Regions from separate parts of the Homo sapiens genome. Here region 1 is linked to region 2. A link is a loop called in an ENCODE intact Hi-C map of the cell type or tissue named here. Cell type or tissue: B cell. All regions are shown on one strand. Links, peaks and the distances in the headings refer to the core of each region. The heading gives the core; the rest is flanking DNA.

What was found. A loop is a pair of places that touch in the nucleus more often than their neighbours do. Peaks named below come from ENCODE experiments on the same cell type or tissue, not always from the same donor. Only the 100,000 strongest peaks of a DNase experiment are listed, where the experiment ranks them.
Region 1: it touches region 2 in a loop (11-fold over the local background); 6 of 110 quality-filtered maps call a loop at or near these places.

What each region holds. Positions count from the first base shown.
Region 1 is chr20:57,679,496-57,683,873 of GRCh38, reverse strand. All of the region lies in intron 1 of PMEPA1 (prostate transmembrane protein, androgen induced 1), which reads left to right. Among named protein-coding and RNA genes, the nearest start is that of PMEPA1, 28 kb to the left of the region's middle. RefSeq lists enhancers at 1,408-1,908, 2,218-2,267, 2,358-2,417, 2,828-2,937, 3,318-3,387 and 2 more and a silencer at 1,836-1,999. In B cell, for the core only: CTCF peaks have their summits at 2,247 and 2,448 (motif pointing right); DNase peaks (open chromatin) are centred at 983, 1,751, 2,473 and 3,443; H3K4me3 peaks cover 3,828 bases; H3K27ac peaks cover 3,906 bases.
Region 2 is chr20:57,396,446-57,400,823 of GRCh38, reverse strand. The region is part of intron 3 of RBM38 (RNA binding motif protein 38); the gene reads right to left. Among named protein-coding and RNA genes, the nearest start is that of RBM38-AS1, 5.6 kb to the right of the region's middle. RefSeq lists enhancers at 1-12, 1-858, 1,833-1,922, 1,900-2,399, 3,975-4,378 and a silencer at 2,173-2,292. In B cell, for the core only: a CTCF peak has its summit at 278 (motif pointing left); DNase peaks (open chromatin) are centred at 1,053, 2,313, 2,883, 3,533 and 1 weaker place; H3K4me3 peaks cover 3,177 bases; H3K27ac peaks cover 4,000 bases.

The DNA of each region.
Region 1 (4,378 bases), core at 135-4,134, 280 kb before region 2:
GTGCCCCGCATGGGTTTATGATGGACTTTGTGCAGGTGGCTGGACAGTGTGCTTCGGAGGCCGAGAACTCCAAGAACTCTGAGAGCTGCTGGGCTCTAGTCCTTCCCTCTTGGTGGCAGCCTGGAAGCCTGTAAATTTCCCCGCGGAGTGGGGAAGTGGGGTGACTGTGCTTGTAATATTTCAAGTTATACAGTCATTCGGGGGTTCTTTCTGCTCTCTCATAATTACAGCATCTTTAAGAAGAAATATCAACATGAAGTATTTTCAGGGGAAGAGACTTTTAAAAGAAACACACACACACACACACACACACACACACGCACACAGGCCAGAACACCACCACCGAGTTAGTATAGTAATGCAAGTTCGTAATGCATGCAGGGCTGCTCGCTCCAGGAAGCTCCCAAGCAGGAATGTTCCTGAAGGATGGGCTATTAAATATTGGATCCTCAGGCTGGCAGATGCGTCTGCGCTGTAATTGGGTCTTTCCTGGAGTAATTAAAGGAAAATGATTATATTAACCCAAGTCACCAGGCCAGCATGGCATAGAGAACTGAATGGCAACAGTATTGATGTTTCCCTCCAAAAACTGGCCTCTCTCAGCACATCAAAAACGCACCCTTGGCTTGAGTTTAGGGAGCTTTCCTTTCTTTGCACTTTTTATAATTGATCGCGTGTCTCCTGGCCTTCTTTTTCTTTTTAAAAAGCAGTGGGGGATATCCGTGCCCTCTAACGTGAGCAGCCTCTACCTGCTCAGGGAGATCTGAGCTTAAGGACAAGTGTGGCGTAAATGCCCCCGGAGACTGCGGCGTGAGAGATGACATTGAAAAAGGTCTGGCTTTTAGAGCTCAAACCTGGGAGGCTTGGACTCTTTTTTCTTCTTCTTCTCCTTTTCTGAAGAGTTGGAGAAGCCGGAGTTTCAAGACCGTCTTGGTGTGCTGCCTTATTTAGGAGGCGAGCTGCTGCTCATTTGTCAGGCAAAACAGATGTGGTGGGGAGACAACATCTATTTTCATAATTCGAAACAAATCTGGCGAGCCGCCTTCCTTTTCAGCGGGGCCTGCTCATGCAGAAAGCCCAGCTCCCAGGCAGCATCTAGCAGAAATATTTATAGCTCATCCATTGAACTTTCCTTCCTCCAGGAGGAGTTGGTTTCTGCTGGCGATGGGGACACAGACTTGACAGGGAGTGGGTGCTGTTTCAGGGATTTTTTTTAAATCAAAAACTGGAGGAGTGTGGGTCACAGCCAGCGACGCAGCTGTGCCTCTCCTTCTCGTGTCCTTTCGTCTTCCAGGTGTGGGGCGGTGGGCACGGGAGCCTGCTCTGTAGCATTCAGCAGCCTCTTTACTGGGAGGGCAGTTAAAGGCTGACTTTGAAACTCCTCTGGGCCGGCGCCTAGGACCCCGACACTCCAGGGAGACCCAGAACCTGGGCCCCTAGTTACCAGTGACTTTGTGCTTAGGTATGCAAGGGCAGCGGGCTGTCATTTCCCCATTTTATGGATGAAACCACCGAGGCTCAGAGAACAGCTTGCCCAAGGTCACACAGGGAACCGCTGGTGGAGCTGGTCCCCCGCTCTGAGCACCATTCACACTCAGCTCAAGCCTTCATTCCCACTGGGAGCCTTTGCTACGCCGTCACCTCCCATCGAAGGTAGCTGTGTCTGTCTGTGTGTAATAGTGACCTAAGGAAGGAGGACAGACCCGGTATTTGGGCGAATCACCCATCTTCTGTTCATTTATCCAGTAGGTGAGCTCCTTCCCTGTGCCACTGGAGATGGGAGGACCTGGTGAATGGAACAGGCCTGAGCCTGCCCTCAGGGAGCTACTAGTCTGGTGCAGATGGGAAACAGAGTCAGATACTGAACGGAGGAGGAGATTCGACAGTGTCACATGACTGTGCCTGGGGGCTGCTTTATTGGTCTGAGAGGGTCTCTCAGCAGGGCTGACCTTGTGCTGAGAATGAGGGATGAGAAGGAGTCAGCGGTGGGAAGACCTTGGGGGGAGTACCTCAGGCAGAGAGGAGAAGCCGAGAGGGTGAGGTCTGCTAAGCTAGGTGTGGTGGCCATGTCCAGTTCCCAGCTGGCCGTGTCACCTTGAGGGGGGACTGACCAGGTTGCAGTTCCTTCTTCTGTAAAATGAGGGGGTGACTAAAGCGTACACAAGTTCTGATTCTGGGAAAACCACAGAGAATCGAGTTTTGTAAGGTGCTGCCAGCAGGGGAGGAGGTGGAGGGTACGTGGAGAGCTCTATTATTGCTTACAGAATTGAACGTGAAACGACAATGGTTGCTAAATTAAAAAGTTGGTTATTTTAAGCAGTGAAAGGTCTGGGAGGGCCGTTCCCTTCTTGATGCTGGGACCACCCTTGTAAGAGGCAGCGCCACACCATCCTCACGGTCGTCTCAGGCAGGGGACACCCTAGAGAGGTCTCTCGCTGTCACCCGCAGATGGCAGAAGTGGGACTGGCTCCGGGGCAACCCCTGGTTGCCTCGCACAGGGCTCCCTCCCTGGCAGGAAGGAGGCCCATGCAGGGTGAGGGTGCCCTCAGGAGCTCAGGCAGGCGGCAGGTTTGGAGGGACGGGGGTTCCCAGTGGCAGTGATGGAGGGGTGTTTCTCATTCCCCACTGCCGTGATTCCATGCAAGTGGATGGAGCGTGCTGGAGAGGTCAGGAAGGAGCATGGGCGCCTGCCTCACCCCTGCCCCACCAGCACTCAGGCAGGCCTCACAAATCACAATGGGCCCTGTCCCTGGTAGCACCCAGGGTTGATGAATGGGGACTCCCAGGCCCTGGGGCACTTGGAAATCCCTCATGCAAAAGGTGGAAACTAGAAGTTGTCCTGCAGATTGACATTCTCAGAACTCCTTCCCTCCCTTCCTCACTGACCCGGCCCCGACCCGTGGGATGATTTTCATTCTCCTGCCTCCAGAGAAGGACCTGTGCTTACGTCCTCACGCAGACTGCTCTCCGCCACTTTCCCTCACCCATGTATTCATTTCACAAGCATTTACGAAGTGCCTCCTGTGTGTCTGGCATGGTGGTTGGTGCCAGTGTGCGTTGATCGGTGATCAAGGTGGTTGCGACTCCAGCCTACAGAAATGTACAATCCAAGTGTGAAATGAACAACTGCCCTTTCCTAAGCGTTTGCTTTCAAAGCAGATGTTTTTAGACTAAGTTGTTGTTATTCTTCAAACCGGTTGTGTGTGGTTTCAGTCCCTGCTTCTGTCTTCACATTGAGGCCTAATTAGGAATCAGCTGTTGCCTAGCTAATGTTTATTGAGCAAGCACTATGCACCCGGCACTGTGCCTGAGATATTCACTATCATCTGATTTAATCCAGAGTTTCTCGACCTTGGTGCTGACGTTTGGGCTCAATAATTCTTTTCTGTGGGGGACTTCCCTGTGCGTGGCAGGGTGGATGTTTAGCTACTTCCCCTCGCCCACTGGATGCTAGTAACACCCCCTCCCAGTTGTGGCAACCACAAGTGTTTCCAGATATGGCCAGATGTCCCCTGGGGCAAAATCATCTCCGGTAGAAGAACCACACCTTAGCCCTAGCAGCTGCCCTTGAGGTCCCAGTCCCTTCATCTGCAGAATGCGGGTGTTGACGGGACTCCCCAAAGCGGCTCCTTGGGAGCTTTGAATGATATAATGCACTTAAAGCTCTTAGCACAACCCAGCTAAAGCTGGAGTGGCTGCAGCTCTCCCCGCTGGTGTGTCTGAGTGTCTGACGGGCAGAAGTCGTTTTTACCATCCACTCATCCCCCGACGGTTCCCTGGGGCTTGCAGTGCAAGCCAGACTCCATGCCACAAGCTAGGCTCACCTTGCAAAGATGGTCAAGGTCACAGCCATTGTGACCCTCACTCCCACCAGGGATGCCTGCGTGGACAGCCTGTACCCAAGGAACTGGAAGGCGCAGGCTCTGGCTCTAGCCAGCTTTGCACGGTTGCTCTGTGTCTCTGGGCAACTCCCTCCCCCTCTCTGGCCCTGTCCTTTTCTCATCTGACCCATTTTAGGGGCTTCTAAGCCACTCTCCTCCCCTAGAAACTCAGTATCTAAGAGGGTGAGTTTTTTCCCAAGGTTTTCCCCTGGGTCGTTTACAATTCTGATCACTTAGGGATCTCTGAGCCACTCACAGTGCCAGGTGACCACCCCCTTCCAGCATAACAAATTCACCTATGTGGCTCCAGCAGTTGCTTTCACATCCTGGGCTTCATAATTGAACAAGTGGTTCCTTCACTAAGGAAGCGAGCGCCTGGTTGGAATCTGTTCATCCATAGCGGGCGCTTGTAAGTCCATTCCCTGCAGGTCCCGGAACCCGCCACTGAACGATGTCAATTTCAGCCTGTTGGACACGGCTCCCGCATTGTCTGAAAG
Region 2 (4,378 bases), core at 149-4,148:
TCAGAACAACCGGGCGTCTGTGCCTCCTCATCCTCTGCAGAAAACTTCTATCCTCCCACCAAGACCCCAGAGAAGGGTCTTGCACCAATCAGAGGCGGATCTGTTTACCAGAGAATTAATCCCACCACGTGTGCAAAGTCCAGGCAGAGCCAAGGAAGAAACCACAGGAATGGGTGGGACAGACCCCCCACATGCCACCCAAGCCCCACTGCAACGCTGGACACTGGGCACAGGCACCTAGCTGGGGTCCGGGGTGTCTGCGGAAGGATGACTCAGGGGTTCTCTGCTTCCCTCTAGTGCCGGAGCCTGGGCAACACCAAACCCCCAAATCACGGAGCCACTGAAACGGGCCACCATTAGGGCTGGAAAGGCCAGGCCATGCCGGGAGGGTTGGGCATGCAGGAGGAGCTGGCTCTGCCACAGCCCAGGAGAGGACAGGGGGACCCCGAGCCTGGTCCAGACTGGAAATCTGAGGTGCCTGCCTCCCTTCCCGTTCACACGTGGCCCAGGCAGCATTTGCACCCCAACACACCCAGGGTCAGCACACAGTCAAGAGCACCCCAGCTGACTCTGTCCACAGAGACTCAGGGGTCCAAGGGCAGGAAGAGCCCCAAGCCCGGATCCTGGCCATGCCTGTCCAAGTCGCATGGACCATCACTCAGCCCCTCCGGCCTCTGTTTCCCCATCTGTAAACTAAGGATGCTGCAGAGTCCAACAGATTGCCCCCAAGACAGAGGGCTTGGGCCTCCGGCAGAGTCTGAGAACCCCGTGGTGGGCGGGAGAGAGAAGTACAGATGGTGCTGGGGACACATGCTGCCCACACTCAAAGCAGAACTCGCAGCGAAAAGAACTGACCACGGCCCAGGAGGACTCATTTTCTGAACATAAAGTCGCCTCTGAAAATAAAAACGAAAAAGGCAAATGAGCCCATTTCACTTTCCCTGCTCTCCAGGGGCCTTGCCCCACCTCGGCAGAGACGGACCGCAGCTCTTAGGGTTCTGACTCCCGCCTGGCTGGGTGTGGGAAGGTCCCCGAGGCGCCTGGCAGGCAGGAAGCCAGGCCATGGCCCTGCCTCCCGGGAATCCCCAGTGACTTGTGAGGGGGAGGGCCGGGAGGTCTAGGGACATTCAAGTTCTGTGGGGCAGCCAGCCACAGGACACAGGTCGAACGCCCTCTCTGTGGGGCAATGCCAGGCCCGGAACAGCATCTCCACCTGAACCGGCCCAAACTCCAACTCCTGACCTTCTCCCCAAAACTGTACTGCACAGCTGCCTCCACCCCAGTCAGGGCCAAGCCCATCTCCCATTTCAAAGGCCCAAAGCTCCAGAATCTTCTTGGACTCCTCTTTCTTTCCCAGGTTCTTTAAAATAGACACCCAGAATCTCACTGTATCTCACCAGGGCCGCTGGTGCAGGCAGCACCCTCGTCTCATGCCTGGATTACTGGGCATCCTCTAAGGGCCTCCAACCACCACAATACCCTCGGCAGTCCAGGCTCAACCCAGCAGCCAGAAGCAAAAACACTCTGAAAACAAAAATGCAGACTGACCCATCCCTCCTCCGCTCGGAGCCTGCGTGGTCCGGTGTCACTTGGAGGAATGTAGCAGTGCCTCCCTGGGTCATCAAAGTCCTCTAGGAGCTGAGGCTACCCTGTCGGGCCCTGAGCCTCCCCGGCTGCTCCCTTCCCCTCCCCAGCTCCTGTCGCCTTCTGAGGCATGCTGACCTCCTTTGTCTCTGTCCTCCTCTCAGCACCTCGCTGCAGAAAGCACTGTGATTAGGAGCTGGGACCGGGTCTCCCCTCACCCCCATGGCAGGCATCCCCAGCCTGGCACAAAGCAAGCAAAGATCTGTCAGACAAGCTGACCCAGTGTCCAGCTCCCTACTCTATCCAAATGAGATCAGCAGGAAGGTCCTGATGCCCGCAAGCACACTGCAGAGTTATCAGCCTGTCCACCCTGGACACAAGGTGAAACTGAGGCTAAACGAGGAAAGCTCGAGCTTGGGCCTCCACTCAGTCTGTGATCAGGCTTCTACCCTGAGACAAAGCTGTGCCCCTTGGCCCAAGGCTTCCAGAAGAGGCTCCCCAAGCCCAGCAGCGAGCCAGGGTGAGAACTCATGCTCGGAGAAGAGCCCCCGCCACCCAAAGGCTGCTTTCTGTTTCAGCAGACAGGACAAACAACAGGTGCGGCACGGGCGCCCGCCCAGGAGGGCCACGGTGCAGCCCACGCCTGGCTCCAGATGAGCTGCCAAACAGGAAGCCTTGTGGGGGGGCAGGGGGGCGGCGGGGCCACCACGAGACACCCTGAGGGTGAAAACGTGACGCCACAGTGTTGGGGGGAGTCACTTCCTCCCAGCCCCCATGCCGCCTGGCTCTGACCTCAGCTTCTGCCCCTGCCCTGCGGTGCTCACCCTGTGCCCGCCACGGCGACCTGCAGCTGGCCTGTCACCCTGGGCCTGGGCTGCTCGCTCTTCCCCAGAAGCCAACAGGGCCCATTTCCGCCATCCTCAGTGGAGCCTTCCCCAGCACGCCCGCACACGTGTGCGTGCGTACACACACACACACACACACACACACGCCATCACCTGCAAACAGCTCCTCTGGCTTTGTTTCACTTTGTATTATAAAATAATAAAAGACTCCCAAGAAGTTGCAAAAACAGTACAGAGAGATCCTGTGTACCCTACCTCCTCCATCCCCCAAGGGCACATCAGAGTAACTAAGGACATGAGCAAAACCAGGACACTAACCCAGGCACACTGCTATGACCTGGACTGCAGGCCTTCAGCACGCTGCATCATCTTCTACACACACCAACATTCTTACATGTCATGTGTAGTTACACACAAACTGTGAAGCTTTATCACACACACAGACACATCTCCCCACCACTGTACTCGAGACGCGGAACTGTTCCGTCCCCACGCAGGCACTCATTCCGCCAGCTTCCTGTTTAACTGCACGCATCACCATGTGGGCCCACGAGTGCACAAACAGAATGTGAGCACGAGATCGGGGACCGTGTCTTTCTTATTCAAAGGATCCCTGGCACCAGGTCTGGCATACAGCAAGCACTCAATAAACACCTGATGAATGAATGATGCTGGGAGTAGCTGTCGACATTCTCCCCAGCTTGTGCATCCCATGCTCTCAAGGAGACAGACATCTTCCCATCACTGCCTCCCCAGTACGTCCTCTTGCTCTGGGGACCCAGGTGCTCTGTCCAGGCCCCGTGGTGTGCACACACCAAGGCCCCGTGATGGTAAGGGCAGCCATCTACTACCCAGTGGGCACCAGAGACCTTCACACAAAGGACGTAGGGGTCCCTGAAACTATACATGCAGTGGGGCAGGCACATGCCTGGGAGAGGGTCTCACGGTCATCATCAGTCTCGAGGCCTTGTGCTCTGAATCATCCAAGAGCTGCCATCTAGCCAGAGGGAGGCGTTGAGTCCTTGTGGGAGGGACAAGAGTCTCGCAGCCCACAGCTCAGGCCCCACCATCCTGGGATGTGTGAACTCAGCAAGTCTCTCAGTTGCTCTAAGCCTCGGTTTTGCACAGGTAATCAATCAACAGACCCTGAAGCAGGGCCGGCAAGAGATGCGTCACTGACAAACCGTGACTTCCCAGGGCCAGGCCCTCCACACACAGTCAAGTTGGCCCTGTAGGGAAGGCAGTGTGACCGTTCTCACTCACAGATGGGGAGGAGCCTGCAGAGACAGGCTGGGCCTGGCCTTAAGCCCAGGCAGACCCCCAGGGCTCTTGCTCCTGGATACAGCCTGTACCTGACACTCCGGAGTCCGAGGAGCCTGTCTTCTCATCTCAGAGCCCCTGTGGTGGCCGTGTCCTGTCACCCAGTTGTGGCCAGTGAGACTTAAGTGGAAGCCTGTTGTGGCCTCTGTGAAAACTTCCATTTTTCTGCTAAAAAAGACAGAGGCAGTTCGTACTGGCCCTTATTGTCCTTTCTGCCCTGAACGTGGGTGGGATGTCTGGAGCCGTGGCAGTCATCTTGTGACCATGAGGCAAGGTCCAAGAGACTCACAGATACTGGTCCTCATGCCACTAAATCCAGGGGACATTTGGCAATGTCTGGAGACATTTTTGGTAGTCATGACTTGGGCGAGGCAATGCTACTGGCTTCTAGGGGTGGAGGCCAGGGATATTCCACCCCCTTCAAACGTTCTATAATGTACATATGAGGCACTCTGTGAACGGGAGTCAAGGCCACAGCCAGGCCCCCTTAACAGGCAGGGAGACCCGCACCCAGGGAAGCAGCTGGCCCTTCAAAAATAACCCAAGGAGAGGCTCTGGGTGCAGCTAGTCCCAGGACAAACCTCTGCTCCCGGTGCCCTCAGCCCAAGAATGGACAGACACCCCTTGAC